Regions from separate parts of the Mus musculus genome. Here region 2 is linked to region 1. The links are chromatin loops, found by intact Hi-C in ENCODE. Cell type or tissue: heart. All regions are shown on one strand.

Region 1 (8,000 bases):
ATTTACTTGGGAAAGTGGCTGGACAGCATGTAACCGAGAGGCAGATCTAGATGTGGGATCTGGTGATTGCCGGTGAACTACCGTGGCTGGAACCGTCAGAGCGCCGCCCTGAGCTGCCTGAACAGACCTGGTGTTTATGCCTAATTCTGCCACAATGCCATCCTGGCTGCAGACATGCTTTCTCTCTGGCCTCTCTCCTCCCATAAGCCTGTGCCAGGGCTGACTGCTAAGGGTGCTGCCATTTACGTTGGCCTGGATCTAGGTATCCCAGAGAGGACTTGGAAGGGTTAACATCAGAGTGTTCCTTCTGCATATCCCCTCAAATGGTCACCTCCTTTTGGAGACACAGCATCACTGGGTCAAAGTTGCATTGGCTCCCTGAGTAGGTCTTATGCTCTTTGTCTTCTGACCATTGCTTGGAATCGTTCACCTCATCTGTCCAGGTTGTGTTTGGCCTGTGGAGCCCCATGGTGTGGCCGAGAACCGTGCTGTCTGAGGTGGGGTTAGCTCCATGCATCTTACACTCAGTAGCAATTGGGTTGCTAAGCCATAAAACGATCGGCTATTTTCCTGACTGTACTCTGTTTTCTCTCATCAAAACCTCTTCATCTTTTCACCATGCTGAAGTCTAATTGGTTTTCTTTCTTATCTTTTATTTACGGGATTATTACCATTCAAGACAGTGGCTTGCGTTTATCTTTATTGACTTCCATTGCATGTAATTGGGCCATCCATCCAGTTTGCCTATATCATTTTGGATGCTTCGAATTGTCAAGTGCCACAGATCTAAACGATGTAGAAGACTCCCACTTTAGAAACTCCAAGAGTTCTTATGATTATGTTGGAAACAATGGCAAAATTCATTTCTTTTGTATTTTAAAACATATTACCTAAAATTGCTTGCTGAATAGATTGGAAAACAACTCTAAAAGTAGCGTTTCAGTTAAAATACCCATCAGGACAATTTTCCAAGTGGATTTCCAGAATCACGTGGATGAATGAAACAAAACCAATAAAAGGGTCTTTTTCTCTACCTCTCCCCACCCCCCACCCCAACCAGCTCCTTATCAGCCCTGGGCATCTTTCAGCTGCAGACCCAGGCCTGGCAGCCACACCTGCCCTGGTGGTCACAGGCATAGGGATTCTTGATGACACTTTTGGCTTAAAAGCTAAACCTCAATCTGAAGAGTAAAAAGCCAGGCGGCCGTTCCTCACAGCGGGAGTTTCTAGCCAGCATCTAAGCAGACACACAAGTTATTCTAAGTAGAAATGTGTCCATAAATGTCACAAACTGTCTCCATTTCCCTTTATCATCCTCTAACAACCTCATCAAGACTGCATGATTATTTCACGAGGCTGAGGATACTGGCACTCACTGCCACAGCCCAGCAGGAGTCCTGCTTGACCTCTGCCTTACACGGACCTAAGCACAAATGGGCCACATTCAAGGGGAGGAATGCCAAGGGACACACTGGCGGAAGACAGTTGTGACTTCTGCCTGGAAATAACATTGTTGGGCTGTCAGTCTGCATGAAGCCATTGTTTTTCAAAGTCATGTTGTTGGTGCCAGTTGCCAATGGTGCTGGACACCTTCCTGCAGATGAAACTTTGGAGCAGGCTTCTTCGGCTTTCCTTGTTTCTATATGGGGTCCTGCAAGGAGGAGTAGGATGCTCACCCACCATCAAGTTAGGGATGGCGATGTCAAAGGTGAACCCTGATGTGGTCATGTCTGCAGGTGCAACTAGCTTTTTTTCTAATGTCTGGGCATGGGTCTACTTCAGGGAGTGGGCCAATGACACTAGCCCTCTGAGAATGCCCCTGAGGAGCTGGGATAAATTCCAATGGCCAAGTGGCCATTACCATTACCATCCCAAGCATCTATATATAAACCATATTACATCATACTAGAACCAACATTGAGCTCAGGCTGTCCTCTGCAGGGACCACATAGGTAACAGACCTAAGGAAGGGATTTTACTGCTTCTCTTAAACAAAGGCCCCGAAGCCACAGAGAAAGCACTTCGCTCCACAAATAGCCACACAAGGTCCCCAAATATGTTTCCTTTTTCTTGGTAATTAGCTAAAGATGAAATAATGCTTGAACACTTCATAATCTTAAATTCATAATATTTTACTTAATTAAAATAGGTAATTTAGAAAAATAATTGGTAATTGCTGAAACCTCTAATGCTGATGAGAACTGAGCTGGAAGTGTTCTTTCTTCACAAATTGGTACTTAAAATATAAAGTTCCACACACAGCTGGAAAGTGCCATCGTAATTTGGCATTTATGTTCAGTAACTATCATTAAACCAAATAAACTGAAATTAAAGAAGAAAGACGGTGGGCTTCAGGACACATTCAGGGCAGATGCCAAGGGCTTCAAAGTATAAATGTGGCTTTCTAAGCATTTATTAGGAGCATTGGAGAACAGGCCTAGGAATTTCTTACACATTGCTTTTATTTTATACTCTGCTGTGAAAATACAGCTTTGGTAATATCTGAGTTCAGGTGGAGAACAAGCTCAGTGGAAATTCTCCTTCACCACAGAACAGTGCGAGTGGGCAGGCTTGGAGTGTAGATGTGCGTTTTCAAATGAGCCTTTTCCTTCCGACATCCACAAACGCTGGTGCTGGCTTGAATAGAGGCAGAGGAATCACGGCTGGAAAAGAAAACCAGCCTTTTTGCACATTTTATTTTTTTCTTGAGGGAGGAAAAAAAACCCTCCTGTGACATTCCATACCACAGCAGAGACTCGTGGTAAATTCACAGGAAAACCTGAGAACAACACACCCTCTGGAGAGCTTATTTGTTTAGTGGGAGGCTGTCTTTTTCAGTCCTGGAACAAAAGTCTGTTGACTAGGATGGCAGAGGGAGGGAGGAGGGCAGGCCACTCTATGCGACGGAATTTGTTATCGCTTTTCTACCTGGCAACACATTAAAAAAACGTAAGATTTCAAGCAATAGTCTAAAGAGCAAGGAATTAAAACAAAAACAAAAACAAAACAAAAAGCAAAAAGCGGTACAACAAACATTTGTTCTGGAGGAAGATGGGGGGCGCCAGCTCCAGCAAACACGGCTCCCAGATAAAGGCGCTGTCTCTCTCCTTACAAATACAAGTCCAAAGTAGTTACCACACTGGTGCTGTCGTTAAAGGACAGTGAGCATTTTTCAGTTCTCATGACTTTTATTTCCTTGGGAAATAGAAATTTGAAAGAACAAAACAGTTTGATAAATTTCAATCTTAAGAAATTTACTTTCAAAAATCATTATTTTAAAGAGAAGATCTGAAATAGGTTTTTTAAACTTCTGGGGCAGAATGAATACTAAACTGATACTGATATAATAAAAATCATGGGTAATAAATATTTTCTTTGGTCATGATTTTCATTAAATTCATTATGAGAAATATAAATGTAGCCAATATGTTTACTGCCTGCTCCATGCCAGTCACTAAACTAGAGAGGGGTGAGGTGGGGAACCCCTGGCACAATTATCAAGGTCACCTACACAGAGGAGAAAGGACAGTGTGATGTTAGGAGTACAGATTGGAACTGTATCCTGAGTGCTAGTAGAAACACACAGAGAGAGTGAGTTCCGATTTTTAAAATCCTTTTTGTGGGGTGAGAGGAGGCTGACTGGAGCCTGAAGCAACTCCTCGAGAAGGTGGTATTGAGTTGACCTTGAGGTCCAGCTGGTGGGAAACAGACAGGAAGTGGGGCGAGACAGAGAAATGGAGAGGCAGTGAAGGACAGGAGTGCTCTGAGGAGCGCTGGCCACCCAGAGGGACACGTCTGTGAGGGGAGGCTGTAGCTAGTTGGAGACTTGACCCAAGTGGCCTGGTAAGGATGGGTTTGTGCCTGCAATGCTCCAGCGTCCTCCCAGTGCCACCCACTGACATGGACCTCAGGATTTACTGGGTAGCTATTGTTGTTAACCTTTTTAAGAGATGGTAAAACTGAGGTGCTGTGGTGGGCAGGTTGGACTGTGTGTAAAGTGCTCCATAAGGCTCAGAACAGCAGTTGTGAGGGTTCTCAGAGGTCCCTGGTCCAGAACGGCTCAGTTAAATAAAGTAGCAGTTTGCTCCTGTTTGAGTAGAAATAATGACATAGTGCCTCATGTTTGTGCAAGGGAACAACATTCTGCCCAGCATGAACTATGATGGATAACAAAGTATTACCACCTATCAACTTTCCAAATTCAATCAGGAGCTCGTGGATGCATGGGTGTATCAAAACCGCATCAGGAAAACCAGGTTGTGTGGTTCCCTGAATACAGCGGACCAGAGGATGCTGCAAGCCTCCTTTGCATCACCAACAAGGTCTGGAGGTACCTACTGCCCATTGTGGGACCACTGCTGTTAGACCATCTGCCATCTGCATCACGAGATTGACAGGTGATGGACTCCTGCCTCTGTCCCTGAGCTAACTCAGTGTGTCACCACAGCTTCATGCAGCCCACTGAACAGCCATCCTTCTGGGATCCAGCTCTGTGTCTGGAGCCAGTGCTACACTTTTAAGCAGCTTGGCGTTTTGAATCAGCCCTGCACCTCGACAGCCCGCAGCTGGGTCTCTCTGTTCACACATAACTACCTGCAGGGACTCTCTTAGCATCTCTGCCATCTTTCAGTCTTTGTCTTCTTCAGGAGGGTCCTTGCACTGCTCTGCTTTAACCCTATCCTGCAGTCTAGGTATCATCATGCAAAATGTAATATGAGGTCTGAGAGTTCTTAATATCAATTAAGACCGAATAAAGAACCTGTGTTTGTCAATGATAGGAATATCAAACGAAATCAAAATACCTGGAAGATTAAAGAAAAATGACACTGATGTGGCTTGAGAGTTTAGTTGCCCTTCAATGAACTCCAAAATAATCCCTGAAAGGCATGTGTATGTCGACCTATGTTTCTGACATAGCTTGCTCACGGCAGGCACACATTAACCTGTCTAGTGTCATGAAGACGTGGGCGATCTCCATTACCACAAGATGGTAGGTGTATCTGGAAAGCCAGTGGCCTCAGGAACACTGTCAGTTTGTGGGTTGAAACCAGGAAGAGGATCAGAAAGGGAGACACATAACTAACTCACTTCTTAGAGAGTGTGGGGGTGGGCCTCTGCGTACTTAGGGAGATAGGCAGAAAGAACGGGGACATCTTGGGTAGGAGGAGTCTGGATATCCTGGAGTCAGAGAGAGAAATGGAGATCAGATTCAGCTTTCCAGTAGGTAAAAGAAAATGACCAGACCCAGGAGAGAAGGAGGCCCAGGGTCTGCACAGTGGCAGTGGGCATGTGATAGGGATCCCAGACTGGTGTGAGGGAGGGCCAACACGTTCTGGATGTTGTGAGGGCTGCAGAGTTGTTAGTAGCTGATGCTTAGTAGGCCAGAGGACAGAGAAAGAGCAGAGTCACCCCACTGTGGGTTAGGATGTGAAGAGGAATCACACAGGTAGCAAGGAAGGAAGAAAAAAACTTGGGGACAAGGAGGTGCTGACAGCTTTGTGAGAGGAGCTTCAGGGAAACATTTATGAGGCGAATGGAAAAGGAAGAAAGCAGCTTTCCAGAGAAGACAGTGTTTTCTAGAAGTTTATCAGCGAAGGGGGATGAGGCCAGACGGACTCAGAGAAGGCCTTTTGGAGTTCACAGAGTGCAGAACAAGACCTGCATAAAGCCCTGTGTCAGAAGGATGAAGGAGTGAGTCTAGCTTCTGGGGCAGAGACCTGGGAAAAGGGCTCCAGGCCCTCTCAGCCATGCTGACCTCTGGAGGAAGCAGGTCCTGCTGCCTCTGCTGCAGAAAGGAGGTGGTCAGGGATGGCAGAAGACCCAAGCAGCCTGGGCCATGGAAACAGGAACAGGAATGTGGGGGAGGGAAAGGTGCCTGCCTGCAGTTGTGGAAGGCTAGGAACCATTCTCTCCTTCCTGAGCCAACATTGGGGACAATTTCTACACAGATGTTCCAGGAGACATTCTCCTCTCTAGGGGACACCTGGGTGTGGCATAGCAGTCAGGTGAGAAGCAGCCGGCAGAGACCCAATTCAAGTTGCCAGTGAGATGATCTCACTGAGGGCTCCTGGTGCTGCGTAGGCTTTTATGTTCTGTTAAAATACAGACACAAGAAACTAGAGCCAGAGAGAAAGAGCCAGAGAGGTAATTCCTTCCCACCTTTGGGGAGCCCTGCTGCAAATGTTGGGGTGCTACCCCTCTACTCTTAGGGAGGAGGTATGGATTTTGAGTGCTGTTGCCCTAGTCTCCCTAAAAGCAGCATTTTAAAGGGAATGGTGTCAGCTCAGTTAGACACAGCTCTCCTGGGCCAGAACAGCATTGTCCTCCATGCGAGACGCTAACCAGGGCTGGACATTTTGACTTGCATACATTTAAACCAACCTCCAGGTGACACTTTGCAATGGAATCTCGCATTGGATGTGCACCTTTCCATATCAAATCTTAAGTGAGTTGTATGCTGAGAGAAAAGTGTAGAAATGTTCACAGAGCATGTAGTAGGTAGCAGGCACTGTCTTAAGTACAGTGGACAGGTAAGAGACGGGCCTTCACAGGAGACAGCTACAGGATCTGCACACACGGAGGCTGCCAAGCTGCAGCAGTAAAGAAGGAAAGGAAGCCAGGCTTGGTACTGTATACTGGCAGTTCAGCACTTGGGAGGCTGAGGCAGGAGGATTGCTATTACAAGGCTGAGGCTGCAGAGTTAAGTTCCAGTCTAACCTGCACTGAAGAGTACAGACTCTGTCTCTAAAAACAAAATGGGGGACAAAAAGAAAGAAACCTATACAAGGAAAAAAAAAAAAGACAAAAGTCACTTGATCAGATTAACTCCCTCACATATTACTACGATCTGTGACAGCAATTTTCTCGCATGCCTGCAGATAGACTGCAGAGAGCAGACAACCTTTATTCCCAAGAGTAAGCTTTCTGCCTGATTTCAAATTTACAGTGAGACTAACGGAGCAATGGAAATGAGCAAATCTCTGGCATGGAGGAGACATTACTGTGCATCATGGGAAGCAGGAGGCACAATGGCACTTCTGGTGGTGGGCAGTAAATGCATCTTAATGAAGGTGTGAGTTCACCACTACTCTGGTTGTTATAGAAGGACCCAGGGGAGAAGCCAGTGAGGGCTGAGTTTTGCAGGACATGTGGGGCTTCAGGGTGGCGGCTTCCCTGAGGCAAGGAAACATGAATAAAAGATTCATGGAGAACAGCAGAATATGCGTGAGAGAAAAATATCTAAAGCAGTGGTTCTCAACCTTCCTAATGCTGTGACCCTTTACTACAGTTCCTCATGTCATGGCGACTCCCAACCATAAAATAATTTCATTGCAACTTTATAAACATAATTTTGCTACTGTTATGAATTGTAATGTAAATATCTGATATGTAGAACCCAAGGGGGTCTAGACCTACAAGTTGAGAACTGATGACCTAAAGGGAGAAAATTCCACTTATATTGTCAAAGACTTTCACCGATGTCCTAAGACAGTGCTTATTTCCCTTTGAAGGAATACAGATAGCTACTGATATTGGGAGAGGGGAAACATGTAATTAAAACTGAACTTAGGGAAATTTTGACATCCTGGATATGGTGAACAAGGAGACAGGAGTGTCTGGGAGAAGTTCAGAGACCATGTCACAGTAGAAATGGCAAGAAGAATTGCCACATGACAGTTCTTGGCAAGGAGAACACAGCTGAAGAAGCCAGAGTGGAAACCTGAGTACTGAAGTGTAAGTCACCTTTCTTTAACTTGGGGCTGGACATACGCCTGTATGATGGTGTTGCCACGAAGATTAAGAGTAGGAGAAGAGGGCGGTAGATGCAAGTGTCTTAGCATCATCTGGTAGACTCCCTTACTTTTCTGTTTTTAAAAAACTGGTGTGCATGTGTGCGTATGTGAACCGTTTTCCTAAGCATAGCATTCCACGCTTCCTCTCAGTTGTGGCAGGAGCACTGGCAGGAGCACTGGCAGGAGCACTGGCAGGAGCACTGGCAG
Region 2 (8,000 bases), 1.5 Mb after region 1:
ATCTATCAGAGGGCAAAGTCCCTGAAGGAAACTGATTCTCTCTTCCTCAGCAGCCATTGGCGGCCACAGTTTTTTTCATCTAAGGATGGGACCTTGTGTAATTTCCCCACTCCCATTGGCATGTTGGCTGCTGGGGTCATTATGCAGATCTGGTTTAGGCATTTCATCCTTGCAGCTTATTATCATATAAAAAAATGCTATCAGGCTGGAGTGGTGATTTGGTGGTTAAAAGCACTGACTGCTCTTCCAGAGGTCCTGAGTTCAGTCCCAGCAACCACAGGGTGGCTCACAACCATCTATAGTGGGATCCAATGCCCTCTTCTGGTGTGTCTGAAGAGAGCTACAGTGTACTTACATACATAAAATAAATAAACAAATAAGATGCTATCTCAAAAAACAAACAAAAAAAAAAAAAAACTCCAAATCCTCTGGCTCTTACCTTCCTTCTCCCTCCTCTATATAGATCTTCCCTGAGCCTTGGGTGTAGGGGTTGGTTGGAGATACACCAGTGGGCACTGGGCACACCACAGTTACCCGTTCTCTGCATCTTGAGCAGTAGTGAATCTCTGTAGTCATTTCCACGCTCTGCAAAAGAAGCTTGTTCAATGAAGGGTACAATGGTAAGAATTTAGGACACCGTAAGAAGATATATTGATTTAGGAAAATGCCAGCATGGGTTCTCTTCTCAAATATACAACCTCTCTGGCTGTGGGTAGTTGGCTAGATTTTACAGGCATGAACAGGTCTTAGTGAGCCTATTGTGCAGGCCTTAAATCCACGGAGATAGCCATTGGTTAACCCTGTGGTGTACGTGCCATGATTACACCATAACATATCAAGTGCCCCACTAGTCATCGACATGCTTCTTAGACTTCACGTCTGGGTAGGACTACTGGCTGTTCCTCCTCCTTGGCAACTTGCACCGTGCAATACTATAAAAGGCAGCCTTCAGGGATGGGGTATTCTACCAGGTCAGAACCAGCTCAGCCCCTCTGAGTTCCGTATCCAAAGTGTGTAGTGTCTTCACCACCAGGCTCTTACCTTCAAGTTCCAGGAGGCAACCATGGGTGACAGCAATAACCTGTACCATTTGGGAGGCCTCTTGGGTCGCCCTCAGCAGCTACTGAAAGGGAGGTTTTCATCGTCTCTCATTCTCATTTCCATCAGATAGTTTATGGAATGGGGATGGGGGAGAGGGGTTATCACTCCATATGGTATAATTCCATTTAAACCATTTACCCAAGTAAGATAATGTATGGATAAGGATAGACTATGTCTAACATATCATCCTCCATAAAGGAGCCCAATTATTTGGTTATCTAAATAACAGCACTAACAACCATTATCATGCATGAGTCACTGGGTGAATATACAAGTCTCTGTCTGTTGTATAAATGCTGTGCTTACATTCCCTTATTATTAGAGACTTACTGAAACATTCCATCCATTTCAACATCCATGGTATATGTGTTCTCGGTAGGCAGCAATGGGTAGCAGAATTTTTTGTTTATATTGAAATACAGTATAACTCTACTTCCTGTCTCTCAGAACGCCAGCGTCCTTCACAAGCTAAAACAAGTAGGAAATGCTTATGGGGTCAGGCAGTTAGGGCTGAGGGACTGCCAGGCCAGGAAGAGCTAGCTCTCACTGCGGTGCTGAAGTTCTGGAAGCAAACACTGTGTGGGAGGCCTGGAGAAAGAGTGAATTGTTGTTCGCACCTCAGCTTTGATTTGGAGACACCTGCGAGAGAAAATGCCTCTCTCTCGGTACTTGCTGGTTATTTTATTTCCAGAAAACACGCTTGTTATTTTAGCCGAGGTAATTGCCTGAGCTCCGGGGATGATTTGTCATAAATGAACAGTGACATCTATAGGTAGATCAGAGTAATACGTATCTGTAGGAAAAAAAAAAAAAGCAACTGTTCTCAGTTGTTATATGACCGCCCAAAATAATGTCAAATGCTTCTGTTTGAGAGAGGAAAGAGGTAACACTAGAGTTGAAAAAAAAAAAAAAAACTAAAACGACACAGAGACAGACAGGTAGATAGAGGCAGAGGACATTTCTGGACAAAGGTAAGTCGGAAATCCCTGGGGTTTCTGACAAACCGGCTTGTCTGTTGCAGGTTCTTCTGTGCTGGTGCCAAGTAAGAATTTTGGCTTCAGTCACCAATTTTTCTTCTCTCCTTTGGTTAAACAGATCGATCAGCAGAGGCTGCTCCAAAGGCACTGTTCATTTAAACCATTTACATAGCAACATTTCCAAAGTTAATCCCCCACCCTGCTTCGGCAGCCTTGAGATTTAAGCATTTCCATGGATCTGTCCGATGTCTTCTCAGGACAGCTACCAGCCCCCCGGCTGTTCAGTGAGAATAAGCCGGTCTAGACGCAGTAGCTATACAGGTGGCTACATACTCGTCTTGTTACCCTCTGCCAGGTGCCCATGAAGTTGGCTGGATCCCATGAGAGGTGGCTGCAGTCCCCAGGGTTTCTGAGACCCCTGATAGGTCACACTGCTGTGGGTCAGGGGCAAACCCAGCAGCTAGATTGAGGGCAGAAAAGCCAAGTTTCTCTCTGTCCTTGGCTAAGCTTCACCCAGGGCCCTGTGCCCGGGGAATTTATTGCACATTGTTAATTTACAAAAGCCTGCGCCGTTGGCTTAGGGATAATTCTGCTAGGCTCCACCCAAGAGCTACCTAGCAACAGCTTGCATAGCTGCCTGCCAGGTGCAAGCCAACCTGGTGTGTAAGGAGGACTGCTCACCTACTCCAACTCCCTCTTCCCTCCCTCTCTTTCTCTCTCTCTGCCCCCCCCTTCATGTGTGTGTGCCCTTCTCTATCTCCACCTTCTATTCTCCTAATTCCCCACATGTCCCTGGCCAGCCTTGTCTCCTCTTCCTCTCTCTGTCCTTCCTTCCTCTCTCTTCTCTCTCTGTCCTTCTCTACCCCCTTCGTTGCTCTGCCTTTCCCTCTTTCCAGGTGCCCCTCCATTCCCCCCAATAAACCTCCTTTTGTACAAGGCCTGTTGCCTGGTGGTGATCCCTCGGGGGAACACCTTAGCTGCCCCTCTGAGGTGCTCCCTCCTGCCCTATTATACTGCCAGTTTACAAAACACAACACACACTTTCCATCCAATGAGTCTGGCTGTTAAAACCCAGAGGTGGTTGAAACATTTGATTGACAGATAAAGTCTCCAATACCTGGGAATCACAAAGGCCAATGACTTCAACTTTCTTATGCCTAAGGAACCCCCCCCCACCCCCCCCACCCCCCCCAGCTCCTGGGAACAACACAGCTTCATTTTCTCTTCCTCCTCTTATGAACAAATCCCATCCTCAGCATTACATGAGAAGGTCAGTTCATATTCTTTGAGTCACAGATTGAATCGGGGACACGTGGTCATGAAGCCATCAGATGGTTTTCATAGGCAAACAAGTAAGACCTGGTTGCCATCAAAACTGTGCACCAGCAAACACAATCTGTTCAAGGCTCAGGAGAGGAGGCAGAGTTGCTGGCCCCACTGGTTCCCTGGCTCATAGCTCTCTCTCTCTCTCTCTCTCTCCTCTCTCTCCCTCCCTCTCCCTCTCCCTCTCCCCTCTCATTTCTCATTGCTTCTTCTACAGACATGGCTTCCAATGCCATACATCCCATCCATCTCCCCCCCCCTATATATCCAACACATGCTGTGCGTGTAGACAGGCAAGACCTTCAAAGGATGAGCCCCGGCAGGAGGGGTTGGAGCCTGTCAGCATGACAGCACACCTCCATCAGAATATACATAGCATTGAAAACCTCACTCATAGACACAGCCAGATCATGGATGCTTCTGCTCTCTCAGAGGGATAATGAGAGTACCCAAGGAGACCACCTTCCTTCTTGCTCCAGTCCATTAGACTCAGGAAGCCTTTGTCATCATTATGAGCTAATGTAAAAAGCTCATCTTTGTGAGAGAGCAGGCAGCGGTGGACCGGGTGGAGAGGAGACAGAAAAAGAGCAGTTCTTTGCTGTGTTTGTATGTGTCAGGCTGCCTAGGTTCTCCAGCATCCCTTACCTCATCTGCTCAGCCAATCCATCCTTACTGGGTACTATCTGTGCACCGGGTACCAGTTCTAGAACACATTTGAAATGCTTTGGGGATCAAAAGAGCCAGACACTGCTGCCCTCTGGTGTTCACAGTGGAGGAACGGCCACAGGACAGTAAGTAAGCCAGGTGGGTAATGATGGACTGCGGTCGGCAGACCATGCTGTGAAGGGTGAGAAGTGACTGTCTCAGACTTTGTTGGGCCACCGGTCAGCTGAAGTCACTCAGTCCCACTGTTCTTGTGTGGAAGTGATTGCAGAGTGGCCATGACCCAAGGAAACATGAAGGAGTTCTTCTGGTCCCCTAAGTACCGCCATGTGACCTCGGTGGAGGAGAACACTGAGAGGGAAAAGGAAGGGTTCCCAGCAGGAAATCTGTGAGCATGTGCAAGAGCAGCTGGAGCACAGCTGGACACAGCTGGTCAAGGCCAGGACTTGCCAGTGTGCCTGCAGAGCTCCAGGACCTCCCTAGCTAAGGGTTGGTAGGGTCAAGCCCTGGCCATGGCTGAGTGCACAGAACACAGATGACAAGGGACAGGGGCACAGAGGCTGGCGAAGGTTCTCACTGAGTGCTCTGGAGCTGCAGGAGAGAGCGCCAGCACAGAGGAGACACTCGGAAAGCCCTATTCTGACTGCTCTGGGGTGAAGGTGTTTGTGCCCCTTCTTGTCCCATAGTTAGACCACCAAGGCCGCCTAAGGAAGGCCTTCTAACCTTAGGTCAGAAGAAACAGATTTCCCACTAATTTCCCACGTGTGCACACTACACTGCCGACTAAAGACCTCCCCACGCTGCCCTCTGTATCCTGCTCTGCAGAAATCGGCCTCACCTGGGGAGGGGTAATTTGTCTTTTATGCCTGTTGAGTCTTGAGCTTCATCAAGTGAAAAATGGTTTTTTTCCATTAAAAATACACAGAGAAGGGGAAACCAAGAAGACATTTAAAAAAAAAAAAATATATATATATATATATATATATATATATATATATATATATATCAAGCTCATCGGCACACTGTAAAGTGGCCATGAAATACCGAAAACGCCGCTGAACAGAAGGCTCGCATTACCTGCCTTTTTCTGCTTCTTAAAAGAAAAAAGTCTCAGCCAAAAGTCTGGAAGTTGGTATACATTTTTCCATAGCTAGTCTCCTCAATGAGGTTTCAGCATTCAGAACTCTGGTCCGGGGAAGAGAAGGGAGAACACTGTCGTAGTAACTCTCAGGGGAAGCGGATGGCTGTCAGGGACCATCCAGACAGCCCCCAGGCTTCTGCTATCTAAGCAGAGCCTGGAAGGCCAGGACCACCCATAGAGTTCCACCACCTGACAGTGACGGAACACTCACCAGCTCAGGCCTGAGAAAACAGTCTTCAGGCAGAGGATGTGGTGCTGCAAAGCCTGGGACCTTAGGAGCTGCCTCAGTCGTCCAGAACATGTTGCTTTGTGTCTCCTCTTCCACTGTGATCAGAGGAGGAATGAACCAGGATCAGTATATGCCCCTGGGAGTCCCTTGCAGCAAAGAGGGAGGATGTGCACATTAAATTATGTGACGTTCCGGATCCTCTCACACCAGGAAAGGGGATGGCAATAACTCTCTCCTCCTGGCCTCCCGTCTCAGGCCCCATCCCCTCACTAAGTCCTGTCTCCTCCACTGCTTCATCTCCTGCGTGCAGACTCTTCTAAAGACAACAGGAGCAGAGGGCCGCAGGGGGGCCACCCCATCTGCCTTCACATTGTAGATACTTCTTCCCCACCCATCTCAGGACAGGTTCCCCTTTTAAAAAGAAATTAATTCACCCAGAGCTGGGGCAGTCTCGTATATCAATTGTCTGGCACCATCCTGGTATCCATGAATGACCACACAGCTTCTCTCTCAGCTTGACTGACCAGGGAATAATGGAACCAGGAAGTCCCTGGCCTTTTCTGGCTGGCCAGGCTACAGGTAGCCTTGAGACCCTCCCAGTTGTTCCTTTCCCAGTCTGTTGTCATCTGAGACAACCCTAATACCACCCCCAGCTACTCGTCCTCCTGCCTGCCCTGAACCCCTCTTCTCCCTCAGGTCTTACTGCAGCACCCCACTCTGGCTTCTATCCCCCAAAACAAGGTGCCTGGGCCTTCGTGATGCCTCCACTAGCTTTAGTTGATGAACCGATTGCTTGCTAAACCCTTCTCTACCCTGTTGCACATGTATATGTCAAGCTTAAATCACTTGATGAAATGTAGACAGGAGACATGGGGGCAGAAGATCAGCAGTCGAATAGAATTTTTAAGTGATGGGACCTTCCATACTATGCCTCAGAGGCTCCTGTCCAAAAATTAAATAATTCCCATAAATAAATCAGAAAGGTACTTCTGACCTCATATACAGGCTCTCTGCCCACTGGTGTTGTATAAGGACTGGGAAAGGTTCTTGTAGCTCCCAAAGAAGTCACAACTTGGGGCTAGAGAGATGGCTTGGTGGGTTAAGAGAGCTGACTGCACTTCCAGAGGACCTGGGTTCAATTTCTAGCACCCACCGGGCAGCTCACAGCCACGTGTCACTCCAGTTCTAGGGATCTGGTGCCCTCCTGCAGCCTCCACAGGCACCAGGCACTCCTGTGGGACACAGACATGTATACAGGCAAAAGATCCATACAGGTAAAATAAATAAAAATAAATAAAAAGAGTCAAACAGCCAGGATTCCACTCCGCTCCTGAGGTACCCTAGGATACACATTGAGAAGCCAGGGGAGAACTGTCTGTCCGTCTGTCTGCTCCCCAGTCTCCCACTAAAGCCAGAGACAGGCATAGTTGAGACTTCATAAGCATACATGGAGTAAAGGGGCATATGAGACGCCCTATTGATCTACTCAGCTCTGTTATCACCATGGTACCCAGATTCTCTGAAGGAGGGGGTCTCACCAGAGAAAATAAATCTTATCTCACAATGAGACCAGAATTTACAGTTGTCCTGGGAAAGCCACCTGGTTTGTATTGTTGCTTCAGCATCTATTGCCCTGCATGATAAAGTAAGATAGGGGAGTCAGCACTGGCCTGTACCCATGACCAAAACAGTGTCAGGATGGGCCTCTGCTTTCTGCCTTCCTCACCCCAATACACACCTTCCTGTCATTCTGAGTGGGTGGTAAGCCCGCATTGTTTGTTTTAGGAGCTTTCAAATCCTTCTGAGGATTAAACATTCTCTCTGTGCTTGAGACGGCTGCCAGTGGTGCCCGTCCTTACCCCTCCCCATCAGCACCGGATCCTCTCCACTGATTTCTTTCCCCACCTTCTGTACAGTGCCCCCACCCCCATCTGCTTCCTCATAATGCTCCGTATGGCCCACATTTGAGAGCCAGGAGCGAGGCAGCCAGGAGCTGGCAGTGCCGGCTGGAGGGCTCAAACAGCTGCAGCCCACTTGCAATTGATCTAGGAGACCCTAATCTTCGCAGAACGCTGAGCACAGCTTCTCGCAGTGTGACTTCTCTTACCAGACTGAGAAATGACCAGAGGGTGGTAGGTGAGGGCAGGGCTTAAATTGCAGCCGCACTAGCTGCAGCTCCCACACATAGGCCGGAAGAGGACACAGCTGCTGTCTCTTCTGGAACAAGACCACCAGCTGAGGCCCACTCCTACCACCCCCAACTCAACGCCATCCGTCTGGTTGCCACACGCTGCTTATCTGCGCATGCCAGGTGCCAGCATCTTCGAGATCCTTCCCTCCAAGGGCAGCAGACACTGGTGTGCCAAGCCGCAGACCCAGCAGGGCCATAGCACGCCCAGAGCCTGCACCTAAGATCTTCCCCATCCTGGCTCAGGAAAGAGAAAAAGGCATGAATGCCCAACTTAACTCTCTTATTTGTAACACACATAAGACAGAATTTCATCTCCCCATGGCAAATGCTCACAAAATAGGTTTGTTTGGTTGTTTTTGGTTTTGGGGGGGGGGG

Evidence for each region. Hi-C counts contacts between places; a loop is a spot of excess contacts. Peaks named below come from ENCODE experiments on the same cell type or tissue, not always from the same donor. Only the 100,000 strongest peaks of a DNase experiment are listed, where the experiment ranks them.
Region 2: it touches region 1 in a loop (2.9-fold over the local background); 2 of 42 quality-filtered maps call a loop at or near these places.

The regions. Positions count from the first base shown.
Region 1 is chr17:10,517,102-10,525,101 of GRCm38, forward strand. All of the region lies in intron 4 of Pacrg (PARK2 co-regulated), which reads right to left. The region is part of intron 2 of Gm16168 (a long non-coding RNA gene); the gene reads left to right. It overlaps Gm52294 (a long non-coding RNA gene), which reads right to left. Exons shown (of 2, transcript XR_003952283.1): 2 at 1-8,000. Among named protein-coding and RNA genes, the nearest start is that of Gm16168, 28 kb to the left of the region's middle. In heart, a CTCF peak has its summit at 3,040; no DNase peak of the experiment used is centred here; H3K27ac peaks cover 868 bases.
Region 2 is chr17:11,970,992-11,978,991 of GRCm38, forward strand. The region is part of intron 9 of Prkn (parkin RBR E3 ubiquitin protein ligase); the gene reads left to right. Gm46604 (a long non-coding RNA gene) reads right to left here. Exons shown (of 6, transcript XR_001782243.2): 2 at 5,417-5,529; 3 at 440-1,894. Among named protein-coding and RNA genes, the nearest start is that of Gm52293, 56 kb to the right of the region's middle. In heart, CTCF peaks have their summits at 1,861 and 4,168 (motif pointing left); a DNase peak (open chromatin) is centred at 4,390; H3K4me3 peaks cover 379 bases; H3K27me3 peaks cover 3,860 bases.